3 separate regions of the Mus musculus genome follow, and all the other regions are linked to region 2. Evidence: chromatin loops called from intact Hi-C (ENCODE). Cell type or tissue: heart. All regions are shown on one strand.

The links. Hi-C counts contacts between places; a loop is a spot of excess contacts. Peaks named below come from ENCODE experiments on the same cell type or tissue, not always from the same donor. Only the 100,000 strongest peaks of a DNase experiment are listed, where the experiment ranks them.
Region 1: it touches region 2 in a loop (2.4-fold over the local background); 3 of 42 quality-filtered maps call a loop at or near these places.
Region 3: it touches region 2 in a loop (5-fold over the local background); 19 of 42 quality-filtered maps call a loop at or near these places.

Annotation. Positions count from the first base shown.
Region 1 is chr3:34,283,784-34,291,783 of GRCm38, forward strand. No RefSeq gene overlaps it. Among named protein-coding and RNA genes, the nearest start is that of Gm52623, 21 kb to the left of the region's middle. In heart, a CTCF peak has its summit at 3,818 (motif pointing left); no DNase peak of the experiment used is centred here.
Region 2 is chr3:33,952,318-33,960,317 of GRCm38, forward strand. It overlaps Gm23175 (a small nucleolar RNA gene), which reads right to left and starts at 6,883; the gene lies at 6,752-6,883. In heart, no CTCF peak of the experiment used is centred here; a DNase peak (open chromatin) is centred at 4,114; H3K4me3 peaks cover 934 bases.
Region 3 is chr3:34,635,027-34,643,026 of GRCm38, forward strand. Sox2ot (SOX2 overlapping transcript (non-protein coding)) reads left to right here. Exons shown (of 5, transcript NR_015580.2): 3 at 3,332-3,613. Mir1897 (microRNA 1897) reads left to right here and starts at 3,438; the gene lies at 3,438-3,516. In heart, CTCF peaks have their summits at 4,376 (motif pointing left) and 5,908 (motif pointing left); no DNase peak of the experiment used is centred here; H3K4me3 peaks cover 1,839 bases; H3K27me3 peaks cover 5,746 bases.

The DNA of each region.
Region 1 (8,000 bases), 330 kb after region 2:
GCACTGTTAAAGCACTATCATCCATTAGGGATGCAGCTTCCAGGTCCATACCAGACTCATTTCATCGTGTTCTAAGACTCAAGAACGTGGTATCTTCACTAAGAACAGCCTACTGCAATCAAGTTCTGGAGTGTAACCAAGATCAATGGCAAAACAAAGTCCTGTGAGGTTTGAGGGTTTACAGGACCTCACTGGCCAAAAACTTCCAAAGAAGTAAAACCATCTTGGCATTGGAATTTTAAAATAACATAAAAAACATTAAACAACAACAACAACAAAAATAACAAAACGAAACAGCCATGCCAGGCCATGGTGGACTTGTCTTTAATCTCCCCTTTAATTTCAGTGGAGACAGAGGAAGGCAGGCTCTTTGTGAGTTCAAGGCCAGCCTGGTCTACATGTAAGTTTACATGTAGCCAGGGGTACACAGAGAAATTCTATCTCAAAAAACAAAACTACATATGGTAACCTAGCAGTGTGTGTGTTGGGGGGGGGAGGGGGAAAGAGAAAGGGGGCAGAAGAAAATTGAGTTTCTCCATAGCAGGGCAACAAAGCCACTAATAGACACCAGCATCTTACTGATCATACTTACTGAAATGTTTTAAAGTGAAAACTGTAAGCAATATGCTATGAACAAAATAGAGAAAGCCCCTGCCTTATGAACCTAGAGAAGAAAGATGGTAAACAATATTAAACTAGTACATTTGATACTGACTGAAAAGTAAGATATGGCATGAAAAAGAATAATAGGGCAAGCTGGGTCAGCAGGAGCACTGGGGAGTAGTAGCGAAGACGAGGATTAGTGTGTGCTTATTAAACAGAGGAAGAGTCACCCTATGAGAAAGAAAAATAGAAGGCCCATCAAAGGGCAGGTATTGAAGGAAGGTTCTAACTGGACCACTCTGGCAAAAGCTCAGATGCAAGTCCTGCATGTTGCAAGTCCTGCAAGATCTGATGTTGAATGCTCCAAAGCAGATGAGGAGGGAAGGCGATGGTCCCAGAGGCCAACAGGCGGAGCAGCATGTGGACCGCTTAAGCTATTATAAGGACTGGAACTTGAGTTTAGTGTGAAGTCATTACGTGAATTTTAATTTTATCGAATTTCAAATGAGCTTGGTAGAAGTCATATTGGGAACATATTTTTGAGGCTAGAAGCCCACTGGGAGACTTTTAAAATGATGGTGACGGAGACAGGGAGCATTAGTCATGCAGAAAATGAAAAATGGCAAGTTCTAAATTAACATGGAGGCACAGAATAAGTAGATTACATATGGTGATGAGTCTAACATGGGGCAGAATTAGAAATGAGCCCCAGTAGTCCAGACTCAAGAATAAGTCCAATAAATGCCATAAGCTGGCTTGTCCCTGGGGAGATGGGAAGAGCACAGCAAGATTCTGATTCCCCTGTGCAGAGTGGCCCCGGTCATCAGAGTTGATGCCTCTGAGAGCTCTGACCATCTGAAAGGCACTCTCTTGCCTTCCACTCACTTTCCATGCTTTACAATGGCAGATTTTGCCCCTGCTCCCAAAGAGAGGATGCAAATTTGATCCATGACAAATCTCTATGGTGATTCAAAATGAGCTGAGGATGCTGTCCTTTTAAGTGTGTGTTTTAAAATGTATGTATTTGCAGAGAGTACTTCTGCAAGGTAGAATTCTGGCAGGACACTTTACACTGTATCAGTCAGGGTTATCTAGAGAAACAGAACTAGTAGAACTGTGTGTGTGTGTGTGTGTGTGTGTGTGTGTGCATGTATGCATGTATGGATGGATCTATATCTATATCTTTATCATCTATATCTATCTATCTATCTATCTATCTATCTATCTATCTATCTATCTATCTATCTATAGGTGTAGCTTATAGACTGTGGTCTAGCTAGTCAAACAATGGCTGTCTCTCTATAGAAAGCCTAAGAATCCAACAGTTGTTCAGTCCAAGAAGCTGAATGTGTCAGCTGGTCTTCAGTATATGCCAGAATCCTGAAGAATTGGGCTCAAATCACAGTAAAAGGAGTCAACTTGGCAGGGAGAATGAGAAAGAACAACCAAAGAGAGAGAGCTTCCTTCTTCCGTGTCCCTTGTATAGGGAGTAATCAAAAGTGATGGCCCAGATTTAGAGTGTGTCTTCCCATCTCAAAAGATATGGATTTAGGGCAAGCGTTCCTACCTGGAATGATCCAATCAAGAAAAATCCTTCATAGGTATACCTAGCAGCTTCAGTTTAGATTAATTCCTGGTGTCAAGTTGATGACCAAAAATAGCCATTTCAGACACAGAATAATAAAAATGACACCAGTGTTTATATTTTAGCAGTGTCTGTGATCATTGGACTGTCTTTGGTAGTCTTAGGTTTGAAGGGTCTTGACTGATTGCTCTTATGTGTTTGCTTAGCGCATATAAGCACAAATAGTGGTCTTTTCGTGTTTGCGTTCTGGGAAGTTCATGGCTTTGTTTCTGCTAAGCAGAATTGTTATGACAGGAGATGATGGGACACATCCTTCATTTGGGCACTTTTTAGATGTTTCAGAATGTTAAAAGGCTCTGGGAAAGCCCCTACTGGTGTGGGCAAAGGTACACTCAGTCTCCCAATTCCCACTTGACCTGCAGGAGCAGGGGGAAATTCAGACATTTAAAACACCTTTGGATGATGTGCCCATAGACTAGAGAGACCATGTGAATGTATTTTGGTTCCTGGAGTAAAAAAAAAAAGAGGAGAAAGCAAAATGAGGTTGGACTAGACCTTGAGAATGAAATTCCGAAGATTTGGACAGTTTGAACTCCAGCCCAGCTCTGAGGGCAGAAACTTGCAGGTGAGCAACCTCACTTTCCCTGGGCTTGAGTCTATCTATCCAGAATGCTGTTAGCTAGTCTTTTCAAGAGAGAAAACCAAACTCAAAGGAAGGAAAGAAAAGGCATACACCCCACAGATACATGTGATAGAATCTGTGATGAAGTTCTTGTTGGATTGAGTCTCTTTTTAAAGCTATTCAATGTAAATCTATTTCTGTCTCTTCACACTCACGTGTGTGCTTATGCTTGTGTGCATCTGTGAGCTGCACACTTTCACTCTGCAGCTGTGTCGAGACCTGCAGAAAGTCATCAGTTACTTAGGGAGTGACTAACCAGTCAACTGTAGAACATAAGTTCAGATCTTCACAGTGATATCTTCCCATTTGAGACTGTTCAAACAGCCTATCAATGGAAGAGAATCTCACATAAGTTGCTTAATTTATGTTAAAAAGTAAACATCACTGCCATTTTTATGATAATTCTTCCTGGCAGAACCAGTCATTCTGCAAATACATTAACTCTTTACATATGCATCTAAAAGGACAGTGTCCTGAGCTCATTTTGAGTCACAACACACATCTTCTGTTTGAGAGCAGAAGCCAACTTCTATAATAAGAAGCCTCCTCTAGCCTGGTGGCTTGCCCTTGTAGAGCAGTCCACATGAGAGGTAGCCCGGAAGCTCATAGTCCATACTTCTGTGTCTAATGAGCTGCGGACTTCATTCAGGTTTGGAGACAGCAGCTAATGACCCAGTCACAGAGAAAGGCCATATTGATACCAGCATTTATAGTGATATTGCCTTTTTGGTGGCAGATTCTCTTCTTAGACCCTTGCTGATTCAGTCTTATTGGACTTAAATAAACCTTTTCCTTCTCCTTCTTTCCTTTATGTGCAGCACAGCCCATGTACTCTAATAGGATTTTTTTTTTTTTTTTTTGGTCAACTTTTGTAATTCCCCAAACTAATCATGGTAAAAGTTTTGCCTTCTAACTGTATACACATAGAGAGCTAGCACCCTCTAGTGTATTAGAAACCCCAGAGATTTTGATCTGACATTTAATAGTCTAATAACAATAAACAGCAATGTGTTACATTGGGCAGGTTGCTAACTTTCCTCACTCATACTGTTATAGGGTATTTAGGCCTAGGTAGATTATTTTTATTAGTTAATAGATATCAGAAATAAGCAAGAGAGTGGCAATCATATCTTCAGTACTAAAACTAAGAGTAGAGAAGCCATTGGCATTTGAACTGTTCATATTTTAAGGCTGCAACCAAGATAGAAATGTGTGGTCTCACAGCCTGCTCTCTAATAGCATTTCCAGGAAATTTCAGTAGCTTACTAACTAACTGTTTATAGGAGGCTGTAACAGTGGAAGTGTCTGAATTCCTCTGCTTTGGGGGACTGTTAATCTTGCGTGTTGCCTAATGAAACTGTAAACGGAAAATTATAGCTTCACTCCAGAGAGTGAGAAGGCTTATTCCAACAGATGGCATCAAAACACCGTCTACACTGTGGCCGCTGATTGTTAATTGTGCCTGTAAAACAATCCTTTTAAACAGAGTAATGCATTTTATCGTCCAGATTACAGCTCTCTGCTTTTGGTTTTCTCAATGTGTGTTAACATTTTCTGTAAGAAAGTGTAAGATTTAGTGATTGCCTAATTATCATATTAAACAACAGAACAACAGCCAACTCAATCATCTTTATGAACTGTGCACTAGGGAGACAGATAACTACCATGCACATATTTAAAGACATGCTGTTTGAGAATGTTTGGGTTCTTACTCAGTTTGTATAAACCAGGAGGAATGGGCCAGGTCTAACCTCATCAAATAAAAACGATATAAACAAAAACACCTTAAGCATATGATAAATGCTAACTATACATGAAATGCAGCTCGTTCTGGGTAGAAATGTATATAATTCACATAGAACTTTTAAATGGAGGGGAGCTGTGTAAGGCACAAAGAAAAGGACTATTCTCTGAAATATTTAGAAATTATAGTTTCAGTGAAATCCGACAAACAAGAGGAGGTGTGGGTTTGCCGGCATTGTGGGGAAAAAGACCATTCCAGAAATATTCTTCCGTGATGTGGGTAGCATCACGAAGATGTAATGTCGTCTATTGGTCCTTCAGCCTATTGATTTGGAACTGGGAGTGTAAGGTTTAAAGATTTAGAAAGAGTACTTAGCGTGTGTCAACAGGAGATAGCACTTGTTTTATGAGTATTATAGCAGACTGTCCTCTCACGGCTGACGCAGTGGGTACTTATGAAATCGATGGCTTCCACATTCCTGTGTCCATGTTCTGTCACGGCCTCTGTGACAGGGAAGTGGGAAGTAAACCCACTTTCTGAGCTGGCCATAGCTCAACCCCAGTTTTGTCTTAAGGGCTCTACATCTGATCTGTAAGTCCCTCCCAGGGAGGGCTCCACTTGGAAGGCTACTCATTAAAGCTTACGAACGATGATGTAGATTCCAGAGGAAAACACCCCAGACTGAGAAATATGTGAAACTACAAAACAGCCTAAGTACTAAAAAAAGACAACTTCACAAGTCTGAGATAAACTTTTGTTCAGAGCACAGTTTCTAAAAGGATTTAGAATTCTGTCAGGCTATCGCTTCTTGATTTTTGAGCCTGTAATAGATCAGAAAAGCAAGCTGCTAGAGGTGCTAACGGTGCCTGATACTGACACCTCACTCTGAAGTAAGAGGAAATCAGAGAAATTTGGTAAGTACAGTGGGAAAGCGGTTAACAATGAGCTGCCCCAGCCTGTGCTATCTCACCTATGACCAGGCTGAACCTGCCAGAGATAAGATTTTTCATATCATGTACCCCCTGGTAAGATGAACCAGAGATAGGGTCTAGCATCTCTAACCTCAATAGAATCATTCGAAAAGACGGGGAAATAAAAGGGAAGTCTACAAAGTAACTGACCAGTAACTGGCCAAGAGTAACGGGGTCATGACAGACAGGGCAGCATAAGATCTGTCACTCATCGAGGAGACTAAGGAGACAGATGAGACCAATTTTAGGGTTCTGTATTAGGTCAAAACAAAGAAAGGCTATGAATAGAAAAACTGGTGACATTTGTGTGAAGTTTGACATTCAGTTAACAGTTTGATACCAAAGCAATTTATTGATTTTTAGTTGCTATATTATGGCTATGTAAATTAGAACTCTAAAAGGAATGGGATGAGGAGTTTATATAAAAACTAAACTTCACACCTTCTAAGTAAGCTACATTGTTTTGGGGTAAATTTTTTAAATTCTATAATCCTATTTTAAATACTATATAAATCTATTATAAATCCTTTTTAAAATTCTATATGTACTGTTTAGGCCTAGTTAATGTACAGAGCATTAGAAAAAAAACCAATGTTACATGCCTGTATTGTATAAAATAATCATTGATAGCATGAGCATAAGGAAAGGTTATTTTCAATATAAAATGTTTGATAGAAGTCAAGGCACATAATACAGACATACTTCTAATATAAAATATTTGGAAACTAAATGATCAAATTTTAGTAACTTTTGATAAATCTATTTGATAAATCTAATGAAAACCCAGATTCATTAATGATGCTATGCAGTGGATCATTATTCTTCCATTAGAACCATTCTGACTGGACCAGTTTCTCAACCCCCTCCTTCAATCCTCTACCAGGTTAGATATCTGTGTTCAGTGTACAAAGAGCACCCTTTGGTTCTGACGCTGTGTAGGCATGGGGATTTGAGTGAGCACTCTGAAACCTTTGTCTGCTTTACAAACAGAAGTGAGATTTGTGCATGTGGAGATCAGTTAGACAGAGCTCTGGACCCAGAACCTTCTAGTGACAGTCCTTTCTTTTTCAAAGAAAGTTCTGAGCAGCAATGTCACCAAAATCTTTGTGGACTGGTTGTGACTGAAACCTGGTGTCTTGACATGTTGAGAGCTGTGGTATCCTACAGTCAGCTTGCCTTTTTGCTCAGCTATCTATTAGCAAATGAGCTTGAGTTTGCTTGAGCACACCATTGCCTCCATTACTGGGCTGACATGTAAGCAGTTGTTACATACTGTTACAGTTTGATTTCTATTACTGTGCTAAACACCGTGTGACCAACTTGGGGATAAAAGGGTTTTTGTTTGGTTGCTTAGTTAATTGCTTTATGTATGAATGTTTTTGTTTGTTTGCTTGCTTGCTTGCTTGCTTGCTTGTTTTCTTATTGGTCCAAATCACAGTCCATGATGAAAATGAAGTCAGGGTAGAAACTCAACACAAGAACTGGTACAGAGACCATGGAGGAATGCTGCTTGCTGCCTTGCTCCTATGACTTGCTCAGCCTGCTTTCTACAGCACTCAGAACCACTTGCCCAAGGGTACCACCACTAACAGTACTCTGAGCTGTCCCCCATCAGTCAATAATTAAAAACACCCCCACAGACTGATCCATGTGCCAATCTGATGGAGGCATTTTCTCAACTGAGGTTCCTTCTTCCAAGATGATTCTAGCTTATGATAAGTGGAGAAAAAAAATTCATCACACTAACTGCTATGTGTTTAGGCTGAGCGAGATGCTATAGGATGCAGAATTGAACTCAATTTCTTCTGTATATTTCAAGAAACACTTTGAAATCCCCAGATTAAATGACATACATGAAGACATATCAGCAAGACTGCTTACACTTCCATGTAAGGTGTTTTCCTTCCTTTGAGATTAAAGATTCATTTTTAATGTCAGATACTTTACAGAAGTCATACAACAGCTAAGGTTGGTTTATTTACCTTTTGTGGTGTATGTGTGTGTGTGTTTGTATGGAAACCAGAGGTCAATCTTGACTATCATTCCTTAGGTACTATTCATCTTGCTTTTTAAGACAACCTCTCACTGGTCCCAGTTAGGCTAGGACAGCTGAGCCCCAAAGAATGGTCTATGTCTGTCTGTACAATGCTGGGATTAGATGAGCCACTACACCCCGCTTTTTATATGGATACTGGGGACTTGACTTGAGTCCTTAGGCTTTTGTGGCAGGCCCTTTACCCACTGAGCCTTGATACATGTTTAATGATTGTGATTAGCAGTAAACCACAGGGTGGCAAAAGACAAGCATGGATCATTTTACGTTGTTATTTTTATGACACAATAATATCTATTTAATTTTATATGGTAATAGCAAACATATGTGAGTGGTATATAGGTCAGTGTGTGCTTATACAC
Region 2 (8,000 bases):
CAAGTAGGCTAGGCTGCCTGGCCAGGAAGCCCTTGAGAGCCACCTGACTCTTCACCTTGGTGCTGGGACTACAGGTGTGTGCCAGCACGCACAATGGTTTTCATGAGTTCTAGGCTTGGAGCACCCCAGCCCAGGCCTCGTTTCAGATTTCTATGACTCAAGTGTTGTATAAGCTGAGGAAGTAGATGTTTCCATGGAATGGAAAAAATGAGGCCCAAACCTTATGGAGAATGAACTTGCACAGAGGGGCTTTGGAATTGGGAAGCAGAGTGAGGCGGGCTTCACATGAAAGTTTAGGTTTTACTCTGACTGCAGAGGAATGCAATTTACAATTTGAAAGTATCTTTCTGTGTGCTGTGTAGAATATGGACACAGGGAATGAAAAAGAATCAAACAGCTTTTAACTTCTACTTCAGTCAAGAGCTGCTTGGCTAGACATGTGTTATTTGGTGTGTGTGTGTGTGTGTGTGTGTGTCTGTGTGTCTGTGTGTCTGTGTGTCTGTGTGTCTGTGTGTCTGTGTGTCTGTGTCTGTGTGCGCGTGTAGAGGTTAGACTAAAACTTTCAGAAGTGAGTTTTCTCCTTCTCTCTTGTTTTTAGTCTGGGTCTCTCTTGCTTCTGTTAGTGTGCATACTTCAAGCCAGCTGACCTGCTGGCTTCGAATGTTTGGATTCAAATGTGTGGAGAGCGTTTGGGGGCCACTTGGTAGGAATCTGACATTGGGCCAGGACAAGGAAATGGGCTTCAAGCAGGAATCTGACATTGAGCTATGACAAGGAAGTAAGGTTAAGCAAGAATCTAATTTTAGGCTAGAACAGGGAAGTAAGTTCAGGCAGGAATCTAATTTTAGGCTAGAACAAAGAAGTAGCTTCAGGCAAGAATATGACTTTGGGCTAGGACAGGGAAGTAGGCTTAGATATCTTGGTCATCCTGATAAGCCCTTAGAAACCATGATCACGGGAGTGATCATGGGACTTTGTTTATTGCCTTGCTTGTTCCTTGACTATTTGTGTTTATTGTCTTGCTTGTTCCTCAACCTAGAACTGATCTTAGTACTTGCATGTAATTAAAATGGTATAAAAGCAGATTAGGAAAAAATAAACCTGCCTCAGAACTGGCTGGGGTCATGTTACAATGTTGTCTAATTGACTTTTTTCTTTTTAATCCTCACTTCTGCGCTGGAGGGAGAACCTGTTGACTGACTGAGCTGGCTTGGTCATGCACGCTTTTGCATCTGGACCTTTTGGGGGGAGGGGGTTCCAGGCATCCCCAGCAAGTACCTTCTTCACCCAGGGAGTCGCCTCACTAGGCTTCAGATTAGAAAGAAATTTTGAAGATGAAGAAAAAGAATAACCAACTACCCACATTTGAAAGACAATCAGTCAAAAGATGGGACCATTTATGGTCAGGGTAAAGCCAGGTAGATGGGGGGAGTAACAGGGGATGCAGTCCATGGCTAGCCATTTAAGAAGAAATGAGATAACTGCATGAACATGGGGCACAGTGAGGCTCTAAGTACAGGATCCGAGCATCCTATGCTAGAGGATGGGTAGGATTCAAAGCCCGGATGGGATTACCTAAGAGGGGCATCAGGTGCAGTGAGAGAGCTGTGTGCTCAGAGCCCTGCAGCTTCCTCTCCAGCAGGCAGCCTTCTGGGGAGCAGGGAAACTCCGTGATTGTTTCCACACAATATAACAGATGATGATGCACATTTCAAACAGAGACTAGAAAACAAGGCAAACAGGTGCGAACAGGCAGCAGATGTTTATTCCGTATTTGTAACTGTTCACCATTTGAAAATAGCGATGATGAGGCCAGGGAGGTGGGTCTGCAGGGGCAGGTGATCGACTCTCACAAGTTCTCTGACCTCCATACAAGTATTCATGTCAAACACACAATAAATAAATGGACAAATGTAAAATAGTGATAATGTTGGTATTGTTAGATAGATAGAGGCTCAGTCAGTAAAGTGCCCACCTTGCATGCATGAGGACCTGACCCTGAACCCTGTTTATTTGTTTGTTTGTTTTAAAAACCACAAGTGGTGAAGAAGGCAGTCAGGAGGAAGATGCTAGGGCCACAGCTGAGCCACACGTGTGTTAAGGGTAGTGACAGTCCCAACAGCCAGTCTTGTAGAGGGTGACAGCCTGCATCACTCTCATAGCATACTGGAATAAAGAAAAAGAGAAGGGAGGGAAGGAAGGAAGGAAGGGCTATGACGTCATCCACTGAAATTGCTAGTAGTTCCCCAGAGAAGTCTGCTTAAAGTCTAAGCTATAATTGAATTTATAACAATTGCACATTTTTCTAACGTCACATTGTAGCCCAATTACATCACTTTTGTGCCCTGCCACCACTGTGGGACTTTTTACGAGTACTAAATTCTGTCCTGGTGTGGGAGTACACACATCCAGCACAAAAGAATCACGAGTTCTGAGCCAACCTGAGCAGCATAGTGAGTCTAAGGTCCACCCGTCTTCTTGTGGGCGTTGGAGGGGGTATATAAAAAATTCTGGCTACTTGAACTGTATCTCCATTCTGTCCCTTTGATCCACAGACCATTCACTAACACAGCCTCTGACACTGTAATCTGCCAGTACGAAGGACCCAGGGTGCCTTTTGTTTTGAGGTGGGGGTGGGGGATGGAGGGTTGGAGGGGGAGGGGTGGGGTGGGTGGAGAGAGGGGGTCCGGACTGGGGAATCAAAGTCAACTTGTAGACCCACTTGTTCTGCACTCAGCTGCGATTGGAATTCCCCTGTGGTTTGTATTGTTGTTAATTTGACCCTGTTTGCCTAGACTTTACTGTTTGGCTTTGGTTATCTGAGAGAAGCCCACGTCCTAGGGCTGTGGCTGGCTTCCACACCTGATTTGGTGGTCCGAACTTCGCTCATTGTTGTGACTGTTTTGCTAGGCTCACAGTGGGCGTGGCTTTTCTCCAACTAGCCCTCCGTTTAACTACCCCATGCTGGGGAGAGAGGTGTTACTGCTTCAGCACTGCGGCTGGTCTGCACTTAAGAAACTTGTTACAATTTGTCCAAACACACCTTCTAATGACAGGGATGGTGTAAAGAAGCTAATGACAGATCAGAGGCTCCAGCCTTGTAACCTCACACCTGTCAGAAGTGGCTGCCTACTGACCTGCAATTACGCTATTATGGGAATGTTCCACACTAAACTACTCTGAGAACTGGTGAAACTAACTTAAAGGTTTTAAACTATACTCTTCATGTATTCATTAACAACGCTCATGGGATGTCTATTCGGTGTAAGGGCTACAACAATCATCAGCAGATGAAGGCCAATAGCTTTGTGTGGAAGGCAGAAAATTAAATAATTTCTGCAAAATGGTACGGATGCTCTATTATAGCAAGTTCCAGGGGGCAGTGGGTATCCCTGGGGAGGAGCGTCTTGTGTATCGACTTTGAGGCGCCTTGGTGCCATTACTGATGGAGCAACTGAGATATGCATAATTTTATTGCCACTTGGCTTTTATGTATTCAATCTAGAAGTCTCTTCCTAAAAACAGATGAGATGGAAGCCTGCAGGTTCACTTCCTGTTAGTTTAAAACAATTTCTGAAACGGTACACTTTATGCAGTTTCTTTTGGCTCACAGATTAGGACACAGAAAAACTTCAAGAAGCTGTCGGGCCACCTGCCCAGCTTCAGGTGAGAACCCCTGGTGGCTCAGCTCACTGAACAGGAAGCGCAACACAGCGTGGTCGAGAGACTGGGGGAGGTACCAAGATCACTTTGTGCTCGCAAGGTAGCCAATCCAGCCCTGCAAGGGAATTCTTTAAGGGGACATTCTAATCCTTCTAAAAGGTTCCAGTGCCTGGCAACCTCCATAGGAATTCTGCCGGGCACCAAGAATCCCACAGCAAGTTCATCAACTACCTCTTTCCTACTTCACATCCGTGATGAGAGAGGAGCCACAGGTGTGAGAGGACTGAGAGGCACCAGGCTCACTCTGCATCCGCCTGTGCTCAGCTGGACAGGATCAATCTATTCTCTGGGCAAGAACCCTGTGATGTAAACTGAGAAAGGGCAGGAGATAAGCAGGGCGGTACTAACTCAAGGGCAGCAGGCAACGGTGCGGGGTTGGGTCAGGGGAAAATGACGCATTAGGACTTGCTGTACTTCTCCTGTCCTCTAGATGGCAGCAGCGGAACGAAATAGAGAAAACCTGTTTCCATAGAAACAGTCCGCGTCTTCTACACAAAAATAATCTTAGGGCGTTATTTGAAACAAGGTCTTTAAGTTGTTTTCTATAGACACCGAGGTACTTCTGTGGTGTTTCAAGAGTGAAAAATCAGTACACAAACATCCTAAAGATTGTTCAGCTCCTCAGGCCACCAATAATCGACATCAGTATGGATTTTCTCTTATACCAAGAATACCTCTGAGATATGCTTTGTAGTGTCTCACAGATTTACATCTGGAAGCTGAGACATCAACACTGAATGTGAAATGTAGTTTGAAAGTTAACGGAAACCCCTCCTATGAAAGACCAAGTAATTGCATGAGTAAACAGGAAATGAACCTGCAGTACAGAGGGCAGAACCCATCACACCACAAGAAGGCTGAAAGCTCTTGGTGGCTTCAAAAAAGAACTTCCAGAGACTGTAGCTTACCCAGAGGTTATATTTTTATTTTTGCACGCATCCAGGCTGTGGTACCAAGGATCTCTAAGGGTTTGATACCTCAAAAAGTTACACCTCTGTATTCATAGACAAATTTAGGATGTGCCATTCTGTCTGCCTCCAAGTCTCTCAAAGGTGCCATTTGGATCCAATGGAATGATTTTAGTGCTGGAATAAAAAGCATGCATATATATGCGCACGTGTGTGTGTGTGTGTGTGTGTGTGTGCGTGTGTGTGTGTGTTTACATGGTGCTGGAGATGGATTCTAAGACTCGGTGGGTGCTAGACAAGCACTCAGTGAGAATTAACCAGTCAGAGTCTTTGGGAAAGTAGTTCAGCAATGCAAAACTGGAATTTTAATATTCTGTCTTTTCTTTGCTCCAATCGTAGCTTCTGAGAGGGGAAAAATCAGGAAGGTGGAAGGGTTACGTACAAACACGATCTCCGTTCTGTGGCGTTAACGATGAGCTAACTGGAGGTGGTGCGTAGTGGAGACTGCCTTGCAGTAGCAGGCAGAGTGGATCCAGTCATAGGTCCGCATTTGTCATGTTCTCTGAGAGGCACTGGGTACCCTCCAGTGGATGGCTGGGAACCTAACCTCTCTGTGACAGTGTGACATCAAGGCAAAAAGGGTTGGAAGCTTAGCTGATGGAGCACCTGCATCGCAAGCACAAAGACCTGGGTTCTGTCCCCGGCACCACATCAACAGAGTGGGCTGGCATATGCCTTTAACTCCAGCACTCAGGAGGTAAAGGCAGGAAGATGAGAAGTACACGGTCATCCTCAACTATGTTGTGCGTTCAAGATCAGCCTGTGACACCAGACCAAGGACTGGCTAGAGGCAGAGAGTTATCAAGCACACAGCACCACACCCATCTTTGTCTGTCTAAAGCGGCTCCTGGAGGTTAACTCAGATCCTCATGCCGACACGTCCAGCCGCTGACAGACTGGGCTGACTTCCTACTTCTGAATCTTTTCATTTTTAAGAATGTCTAAACTGCTAGGAAAAGACCGTGAGGCCTCAACACTACACAAAGAACTACAGGCAACTGAGGAATGCCAAGCTGTAGAAATAGTCTTCCCCGAGGAAAATCACGTGAAGTGATTATCCGAATCAGTCAGCCCTGAAAACGTGCATACAAGTAACATTATACTGAGCAGGCTGTGCTTATGTGTGTAGGATCCATATGTATATCCATATCCATATAGGCATGTAACCTCAATTAATGACATTAAGAGGCAGGGCTAGCTCTCCCGTGCTCATGCCCTCAGGGCTGGCTTATCTGCAATGCCCACAGCTAAGGCTAGCTCTACTGCGTTGTTCAGTAGAGGTATAGGGCCAGATCTCCTGAGTGCTACAACAGGTGAGGGTAAGAGTCCACTCTCCTACTCTCATGACCCCAGGACCAGATCTCTCTTGTCCATGCCAAAGCAAACTGCACCAGAGTCAAGTGGCAGGGCCAACTTTCCCATGTTGGTGTTGTCAGAGCTGGCTCAACCTGCAACTCCTGAAACGTGCGGGGCTGGTTCTTCCAAGTACTGCAGCTGGCTGAGGGTGGGTTCCGCTCTCCTGTTCTGTGTCCCTAGGGCCAGCTCTTCCACAATGCCCAGGCAAGTGATGAGGCCAGTTCCACACAGCCCTCATGCATCAACATTTCCCCAGACCGAAGCCCAAACTAGGAATTAGGTGTCTGCCTGGTCTTTGGTAGTAACAGACCCCCTTCTGCTGCAGGGCCATGGACCCAGATGTAGCCCCTAGTGGCAGCACAAGCCAGGACCCCACCATGGTTCCAGATGGCATCACTGGCTACTCACATCAGGCTGTTCCTCACTACCCTCGAGTCTCTAGTTCTGCCTCTCTTCTGTGCCCACATCCTTCTGTTTCTCTCTCTCTCTTCCATTTCTCCACCACTTACTTGCTTAATGGTACTCAGAGTATCTGAGTGCTAGACTCATCTCAGGAGTGCTATGCCTCGCCCATGCATTATGGCACCAGGCAGGCGTCATCTCTGGTGTGGTCTGCCACCTCCCCACCTCCAGGCCTGCATGATGTCCAGACTCCATGGCACCAGACTGTTGGTTATCTCGGGCTTGCTTTTTTTTCAGGGAGGTAAGTTAGGCTGCTAATCATTCAGATGTTCGTAGGAAAGAACACTGAGCATACTCATAGCGTCTCTCCCCTCTGCCACCTTCTGATGCACATGTGACACAGCAGCCACATCTGCAATGCCTTCAGTGGCAGGTAAGTGTTTTGTTTTGTTTTGTTTTGTATTTTTAAAGAGGAAAAACTAGAATAACCAAATTGGGTATGGTGGAACACGTCTGTAATATCAGCCTGTGGGAGACAGAGGCAGGAGTGTGGTGAGACTGAGGGCAGCCTGGGCTACATGGTGAGACCAGGTGAAATCACTTGGTAAACCAAAGGCTTTCCTATCATTCAGTCGTAGGAAGCATCCAACACAGGAGGTCAGTTTCTTCTCAAAGTGGGTCTGACTACTGATCTATTTCATTGGAAATCTGCCATAGAAAGGGAGGGTCACACTGCTGCTTCAAAGCCTTGGTGAAACTGCTTGCGGCTTGGCCAGACATTGGATTGCTGCCATGCAGTGTGTGTGAAGCTCCACAGAACTGGTAACAATGACACTCGGTACTTCTGATGGTTGTATAAACACTTGCCCAAGAACCCAGAAACAAGGTCATTCATTCTCCCTTGCATGGTCAAAATGCCACTTTTGGTTGGAGACGGCTCAGTGGGTAAAGGCCTGTAAGCCTAGTGAGCCGAGTTCAAGTCCATGTAAATATGAGTGAATTGTATCAACTCCATAGTATTGCCATGCTATCTCCACATATGTGCCATGTTACATGCATGCACGTGCGCACACACACACACTATATGCACTCACAACAATGAATAATGATGTCAGTTATTTTAGTCTCTGACATTCCTTTCTGTCCATCTCTTTATACCCTCTCCAATCAAGAAACCACTTCGACTATGCTGGCCACGAGATCCTGGTCAGTGGCATTTCGCCTGTCAAGCTCTGTCAGTCTCTTGTAGCTTCCACTTCCTGAGACACCTGTCTCTCAGTCATTATGGGAAGTCACATAACTCTAACTCTAGCCAAGTCTTTAATTGCAGGGAATTTTTTTTTATAGTTAAATTCTTCTTTTATAAGCAAAGGCAGTCCCTCAAGTCAGCTTTTATCCAATACAAAATCATCTGTAGCAAAGTTAGTATGCATATGCGCTTGGAAGGACGCTGAGTTCTGAACCATGACCTTTGGGCATCTCTGGACTTGGAAGAAGAGCTAAAGGCTGCATGTGGCTGTGTGTTCTTCCAGTCTACAACACAAAGTACTG
Region 3 (8,000 bases), 680 kb after region 2:
GAGGGAAGCTGATGGCTTCACAGGCCAGCTGTCTATAAGCTGGCTGCCATCTGTGCTGCCTCCTAGATCACAAGGTTCTCCACCTTTCTCTCCTCCTTCCCTCCCTCTTTCCTTCCTCATACTGAACGGAACGATTCCTGCAGAGGGCTAGCCACTCCCATTCTGAAGAAACCTCACCCATTCTCCCAATGGAAGACCTGTGCCACTTAGCCTAGGTCCCAGAGAGCCCATCTAAACACCCGGAGAGCAGCTACTGCTTCCCAAGCCTCTAGCAACCTTTTCGTGGCTCTTTGCTCCAAGCGTGGGGACAGTGGTTGGGGCGGAAGACTAGTCAGCTTTGTCCCTCTCCTTCCTCCCTCCTCTCCTCAAACCCTTCCTTCTTCCTTTCTACCATTCCCTCCTTCCTCTTCCTGTTCCTCCTTCCTGTTCCACCCTTCTTGCTCCCCCCCTCCCTTCTTTCCTCCCTCCCTCTCACTCTCCCTTCCTTCCTCCCTCCCGTCTTCCTTCCTTCCTTCCTTCCTTTCCTCCCTCCCTCCCCCCTCCTCCTCTCCCTTCCTTCCTTCCTCCCTCCCCCTTCCTTCCTTCCTTCCTTCCTTCTTTCCTTCCTTTCCTTCCTCCCCCCTCCCTCCCTCTCTCCCTTCCTTCCTCCCTCCCCTCTTCCTTCCTTCCTTCCTTCATTCCTTCCTTCTTTCCTTCATAAGTAGTTCCCCACTGACTGCAGATTTCTTATCTGCAATGGCTTTGAGCCATCACTTGCTGGAACATTTTCTCCCTTCCTTAATTAGCTCAGTGTTGGACTTTTTTCTTATTGCGTGCAAAGCCCTTGCATTAACCCTTTTTAGATTTTTGGTGACTTACATTCTTCTCTCTCTCTCTCTCTCTCTCTCTCTCTCTCTCTCTCTCTCTCACACACACACACACACACACACACACACACACACACGAACACAAACAAGCATGTGCCACACCTTCTTGATTGCTTCCAGGAGACAAGGGACAACTAATTTCAAACTTCTTAGGGCTGGGATGGTACAGATCTAATCTCAGCTTCCTCAGTGGAGAGGGGTCATCAGCTTGAGTCTTCTTTCAGTCCATGTAAAAAATGGGGAAACTTTGACCACATCCTTGTAAATCTAAATAGTGGAAACATAGGGAGAGAGGTACAATGGTCACTCTGGTCTTTCCAGAATCAGTTGCTATGACAACGTGGGCATTCAAGTCACACTTGCCTTCCTCATCCCCACAGTTCTTGGAAGTGTTCCTACTGATTGTATGGTGCCACACACACTCCCACAGTGCCCCAAATAGAAAATACCCACACATTCCATAGGCAATCATAAAGATCCCTCCCTCCCTGCACACACACTCATACGGGCTCAAGGTCTTTTCTTGTTGGCAGCAATGGGGATTAAGCCTATGACCTCATGCATGCTAGGATTGAGCTTTACAGCACCAAATGGGGCTCACTTTTTTCAACCAGTCTTAAGAAATGCTTAACTTCACCTTTAATCCCAGCACTGGGGAGGCAGAGACAGGAGGATCTCTGAGTTCAAGGTCAGCCTGGTCAACAGAGTTTGCTCCAGGACAACCAGGGCCACTGGGAAACCTTTTACTTTGTACCAAAAATACAGAGAGAGAGAGAGAGAGAGAGAGAGAGAGAGAGAGAGAGAGAGAGAGAGAGAGAGAGAAATGCTTAACTTTTTAAAGTTGTGCCACAATTTTTATTCTTTTCAGACTTCTATTAGGTTGCTTATCTCAACAATTTATACGATAAATAATTTAAGCCAGGCATGATGGTGCACCCTTTAATCTCGGCAGTCTGGAGGCAGAGGCAACGAGGCCAGCCTGGTGTAGTGAGTCCCAGGCCAACTGGGGCTGCCTTGTGAGACCCTGTCTCAAATAATTTAGAAATTAAATTATTAAGAAATAAGCCCTAAAATGATTTTGCTGCCAAGGTTTTGTTACACCACTGACGGCATAAGTCAGGAGAGTATAGTCTGTGGCTCTGGGCTCTTGCAGGCCTAAAGAGCAGCCTGTTCTCCATGTAGCCAGAAAGGTCCGCCCCAAACTCACCACTTCCCTGCAGTGTCTCCTGTCCCATTGTGGGGGCGCTGCTCAAGGTTCATTCGGACCCTCTTTGAGTTTTCATGTTTGGGTTTCCTAAGTGAGAGGAAGCAACTGAAAGAAAGGGAGCAGATGGCTGGAAGAGCCACCCTGAGAGTGGGGCACTGCGGCTGGAGGTGGGCCATCAGTCCGATCCCAGGACCCTTCAAAGTCACAAGTAGCTAGGAATGAATCAAAGAGAGCTAAGAGTAGGATTCACTGGGTGTTAGAGACCTTTAACTGCTTCCTCTCAGCCTAGGCTCCCAGCCTAGGATTTTTAGATTAGCAGAGAGGAAGGCCAGCTTGGAGTGGGGGGGTGGGGGGGGGGAAGTGGAGGGGAGCCATGCCTCCCCTCCTGTGCACATGGAAGAGGCACATCTCAAGATGGAAGAAGCCCTTGTTGAGATACGTGTGGCTGATTCATCTGGTAGCATGGTCCGCCAGCCTGGGAAGAGGAAAGCCACATTTCCTTAAGTTACTGGAACTGGGATTGCCTGTCTCTTCTCCCCCCAACCGTCCTTTCCCCCAGAGGCAGTTGAAACTGCGTTGCCTTCAAGACTGTAGTGAGCCTGAAGATTTGGGGTTTCATAAGGTTACTGCACTACTGATACAATTGCATGCAGATTTTTAAAGCCTTCCAGAGACAGATGTTTGGGCTGATTAAGAATTGAGGAGGAAGCTTGCAGCTGCACCAAGGAATAATGTATTGGACAAATATTTTAATAAAAAATATGAAGAGATCAGCCCGACCTTCCAAGGTCTTCTGCTTAAAAAAAAAAAAATCTTTATCAACCCCCTATTCTATGGGCTTCAATAAACAGAACCCATTACCTCACGGAATCTTTTGTTGGCCCCATACAAGAGAGAACAAAATGGTTATTCAGGGGAACGCTTTGGATTTTATTGTGAGTAGCCTGCACAAAGAACCGTGTTATTGTATTTAAAAGAACCATCTGTAGCAGAAACAATGGCATCAAATTATCTTTGAATACCCACTGAAAAACATAAAGCTTGTTTTTTTTTTTTTATTCTTCTGTACGGTGGGGGATAGAGCAGTGTTAGGATAACTGACTTTTTTGTTGTTCTCTGGGTGCATTCTTCCCGCTCCCCCTCTCTCTCCCCCTCACCCTCTCTCTCTCCTCTCTCTCTCTCCCTCTCCCTCTCTCTCTCTCTTTTAAAAAATCAGCCATTTGGGGTTTTAAGCCATAAACGATTTTTCTTGTTGCAGGGGATTGCAGAGGCAAAGCTAGACTAGGTCTTGGAGGCTGGTGTAAGGTGGTGCGCGGAAGGCAGGACGCTGATGGGAGAGACTGGTCGAAGAAAAGCCTAAATGGATTCTCCGTGCTTTGGATGGAGAAAGAGGGGGGAAGTGCGAGCTCCTTCAACTCGTTCTGTCCGGTGAGGAGTGATCCAGCTTGGGCTGACGAGAGGCTCCGGAGCCTTCACGTTCAGTGCTTTTTACCTGCCAATCAAACTGCTACAAGACAACACCCTGATCTGGCATGGTCGCGTAAGTAGCTTGCAACCCAACTTTGACATTCAAGGCTAGCTACCTCTCCCCACCCCCCAACACACTCACTCACTTTCTTCTCCTCTCATTCTGCCTCTTTGTGTGTGTGTGTGTGTGTGTGTGTGTGTGTGTGTGTGTCTGTGTGACCTTTAAGAGAGCTGGATACCCACCCTGTGTAGCAGTTATTTAACACAGGCCGATTTAAGTCAGAAGGTGTTAAGTTTGGGAATTAAATGCTAATTAAGATCTCTTTAACAAATGCAGAATTGAAGTGACATTTTATTCTCTTTGGGGCAGATAGTTTTGAGGTCTGAACGTAATCAAGGTGCTGTATGTATGTATGAAAGGGGTGTGTGTGTTTCTTTTTAAGCAAAAACTAAACGTCTGTGAGTCCCTATAGGTAAATCCAATAATGAAAATTTTCGGGTTTCCATCTTAAAACTGTTAAATTCTAGTATTGCTCTCCTACTAAGATCCTTGTGCAGACCGCAGTGACTTAGATGCTGAAGGGCTCACTTCGATCCCTGTTGGGACTGGGGGAGTGGGGGTGTGCTGTAATTGGGGTGAAAGAGAGCTTGAATTTAAAAAAGTGAGACAGGGGACATGACTAACCCTCATTCTTTATGCAACTGGAATAGAGGGAGATAGAAACGCAAGGGGGCAGGATCATCAAGAAATATTACCTGAGAGGGAATACAGAGGCTGACGAGGCTGGGATCTGGGAGGGCTGAGAAAAGCTGGCTAGGGCGCTGGGCTACTCTCTGGCGCCCTCTAATGACAAATCGGACGACATTACCTTCGCCATCCCACGCTCAGCAAAGGTTTTTTTTTTTTTTTTGTAGCTGCTGAAGCTGTGGTTTTTGTTGCGCTTGTTTGGTTGGTTGGTTGGTTGATTTGGTTTGTTTTTGCTTTGCTTTGCTTTGCTCTGCACTTAGTAGAAAAGATAGGTATTTTTCCGTCCAGAAACTTAGTACAGGTGATTTTTGGCGCGCGTATTGCCTCCAAGCTGAGGATGGCTGGCTGTTTGATTCGTGGAGCGAGGCCCTGTGGGGATGAGCAGTGTGGGGGGAGGGGGGCTTCTCAGCCTGAGAAGTGTGGTTGGGAAGGCCAGTCTGAGGATCCTGACACCCGCCCATCATCGCAATTCAAGGAGGCTCCTGAGGACCTCTGTCACCTAGGCGTGCAGTGGCCAGGGGCCTCCCTTTCCTTCTTTCTCCTCCTCTTCGTCGTCGTCGTCCTCCTCCTCCTTCTTTTCCCTCTTTTTTTTATTTAAAATTTTGGTAGATAAAGGTTAATCTTGGGCTGAATGATAAAGCTATGATTGACAAGAGAAAAGGTGTTGAGGGCAGGTCGCGCGGTCTTATTTACAGCCCACTGCTTGCTGTAGAGCCTTTGTTAGAACTGCAAAACTAATCTAGTGCTGATCAAAGCACCACGGAGTTAAAGGACGGTAATGACTGCTAATTTCATTCCAGCCTCAGGCAACCCCCGCCGCTGTAATTAAAGACACGCTATTTAAATACAGGTGAAGGGTAGTTGGTTGGTTTTCTTTTTTTTTTAAGTTGGGGTGGGTGTGGGTGGGGTTACAATTTTATTTAGACTTCTTGTACTAACGATGGTTATGTGGCCCAACACCCAGTTTTTCCTATTAGAATTCCTTTTTGTCATTTATACCTGTCTTTGAGGCGCCAACAGAGTAAAATGTGTCCATCACATAACTGCCGCGTTTAAAGAAAGTATGGAAGGAAACAGACCAGTAACTGTTTAGTGAGGGATTTAAATATTTGAGTCTCTTTTTTCCACTTCGAATTAACAGAAGGGCCTTCAACACAGCTAAAATAAAAGTATTAGAAACTTGTGGCAGGGTCAACAGGCCAGCCAGAAGAATAAGCGTCAGCTTTTAAAGTACTTCTAAAGGAACGTATGAACGTATGAAAAATATATTTTTAATTAAATAATTTCCACACACAGTGTAGCTGCGTATTGGCTCAGAAACCTTATAATTTTACAACCCATAGGAGTTTCTTTACAAGAACATCAAAGCTCTACATTTTCATAGTTGGTTAAAACTGATACCCTCTCTTCATACACACACACACACACACACACACACACACACACACCACCCAAAAAGAATTTAGCCTTTAATCTCTTTTTATCCGCAAAGACGAAAGCTCTACGCTCGACCTCGCCAGCGGCTGTCGCGGTCGGGCCGGGAGCAGCTCAGAAGAGAAGCGACTCCGCGGTCTCACGCCAGCGCCCCCTATTGGACGCAGTGGGAGATACACAGCGCCCTCCCGAACCCGCTTCAGCCCTTGCCCTGGGGTTAAAGAAAACTCTTTATTGCCCCCAGAAAAGGAAGTGGGGGTGCGGAAACAAGTTTTTATGCCCCGAAAAGATAACTATACTTCAACAAAAGCCAAAGAGATTACATTCTTTTCCATTTCATTTATTTAAAAAACGGCATTCCTCCTTACACCCCAGTTTCCCCCACCCGCATCCTGGCTTGGTTTGAGGTCTTCTTTTAAAGGCTAAGCGATGGTACTACAGGGAAATAGAAAAAAAAAAATGCTTCTTCCGCTTGTCCGCTTTTCATAAAATAACACTAAAGCGAAGAGAGTGCTTCGCTTAAGCGCCAGCTGCGGTTCAGATACAAGGTTTCCAAATATAAAGTGCTTGGGTGTCTAGTGGATGAAGTAACTCGTTTATATTTGATTATTAATTCCAGAATGTAATTAAAAGTCCTGTCTCTCCTTCAAGTATTTACCTCCCCTCCTCTTCCCTCGCCTCAAACCACTCTTGATCAAACTTTTCCTTCCTGGCAATCGGTTAAATACAGCTATTGTCTACCAAACAGGTGTCTTTTTCTACTTTGATATCAATGTAGAATTTCAGGGAAGATTGGTCTGTGATACATTTTATTGGTTAGGACTCCAAGTTGTCCTGGAAACAGTTTTGATTTGTTTTATTTAATACTTCCAAACCTGTCTGTGTAAGAAAGAGTTGTAACTTCTGTCAGCGAGGGAGGGAAAGTAGCCGCCTTGTGACTGATTCAGAAAGGCCGGCTACAAAAAGAACACAGCCTCTGACTTCCCAACAAAGCGGGAAATGTTGGTTTGTTTAGTTTAAAATTTAAAAAAAATCAACAAATGAACAAAATGGCCATTTCCTACTTCGGGGACATGTTTGCCGTTTTAACTTTTATCAGCAAGGTTAGGGCTTGCCATCAGAAACTAGCTTAACATATCCTAACAGGATAGCATTCTGCACATTTAATGCCATATCCCTGCAAATCTGCTGTTGAGGGTGTGTTTATTCCTGCTCCAGATTAGCGGATCCAAGATGGTTTTTAAAGGAGCTGCTCCGCGCGATGACGTGCCCTCTCATCTGATTCCGGGATCGGATCTCGGACGAGAGGGGATTTTTGAGAAATCTACCCGACAGTCGGTCGAAATGATGGACATTCAGGAGCCGTTGCCTCGGCACCTCCACCCTTTTTCCACGAAGAGGCTAGGCCTGGTTAGGGAAATCCCAACCTGAGACTAGCCTCGCGACCCCCCACGCGCACCGAGGAGCCTGGGGGACGCTTCTTGGGCGTCCTGGGTCCCAGCGCTGCGGTCATCTGTCTCGCGAAGCAGAAGAGTAGAGAAACCAAGAACAGGTCCTGCCTCGGAAGCGGACTGCAAAAGGGTTAGACAACCGCCATTGCGGAGTGTGGAAGAATTGTCGGCGAAGGAGTCTTCTCTCCAGCATACGGACAGAAAACCTAGGCAAAGGTCAGAGGGGACAGGCGTGCAGCCCACTAAGTCCGCAACTAAGCCATGTCGGTGGAGAATGCACAGCCAGGTTGAGCAAAAAGCAGTGAGCCAGGCTTGAGCGCGCCACCCATGCTCGGTTGCATTGTGATTCTGCAGCCGCAGGTGGCTGAGCCCCGGCCCCAATCCCACGCCACAGGACTGCCAGCCGGGAGGAGGCCCCTCCACCTTTGGAGACTAGGAAGGCCGCCAAACAGGGACTGAGATCTCCAAGAAGGCAGAGCCTCCTGGGGCTGGCATCCCGCCGGATCTCCCCAGCCGCGCTGTACCCTTTAGGGGCGTGGCAGGCGCTTTGGGTCTGTAGCCGCGGCATCCAGGCTTGAGCCCTGGCGGGTTGGCTGGGCGCCCTGCTTTGTAAAGTAGTGAGTCTTTCGAGATCCTGTGAGCCAGCCAGCCGGGTGGGCCAACTTAGCTTAGGTCCACTGAGTCCAGGCCAAGTCCTCAACCCTTCCTTCCTTCTTTTCTCCCTCCCTACCTCCCAAGCTTAAAACGCTGAGAAGCAGGGTGTGTGGTTTGGACTTGGGCAGGCTATTTGGAGATGGGGCAGGGACAAGGCTTATTAATAAGATCCA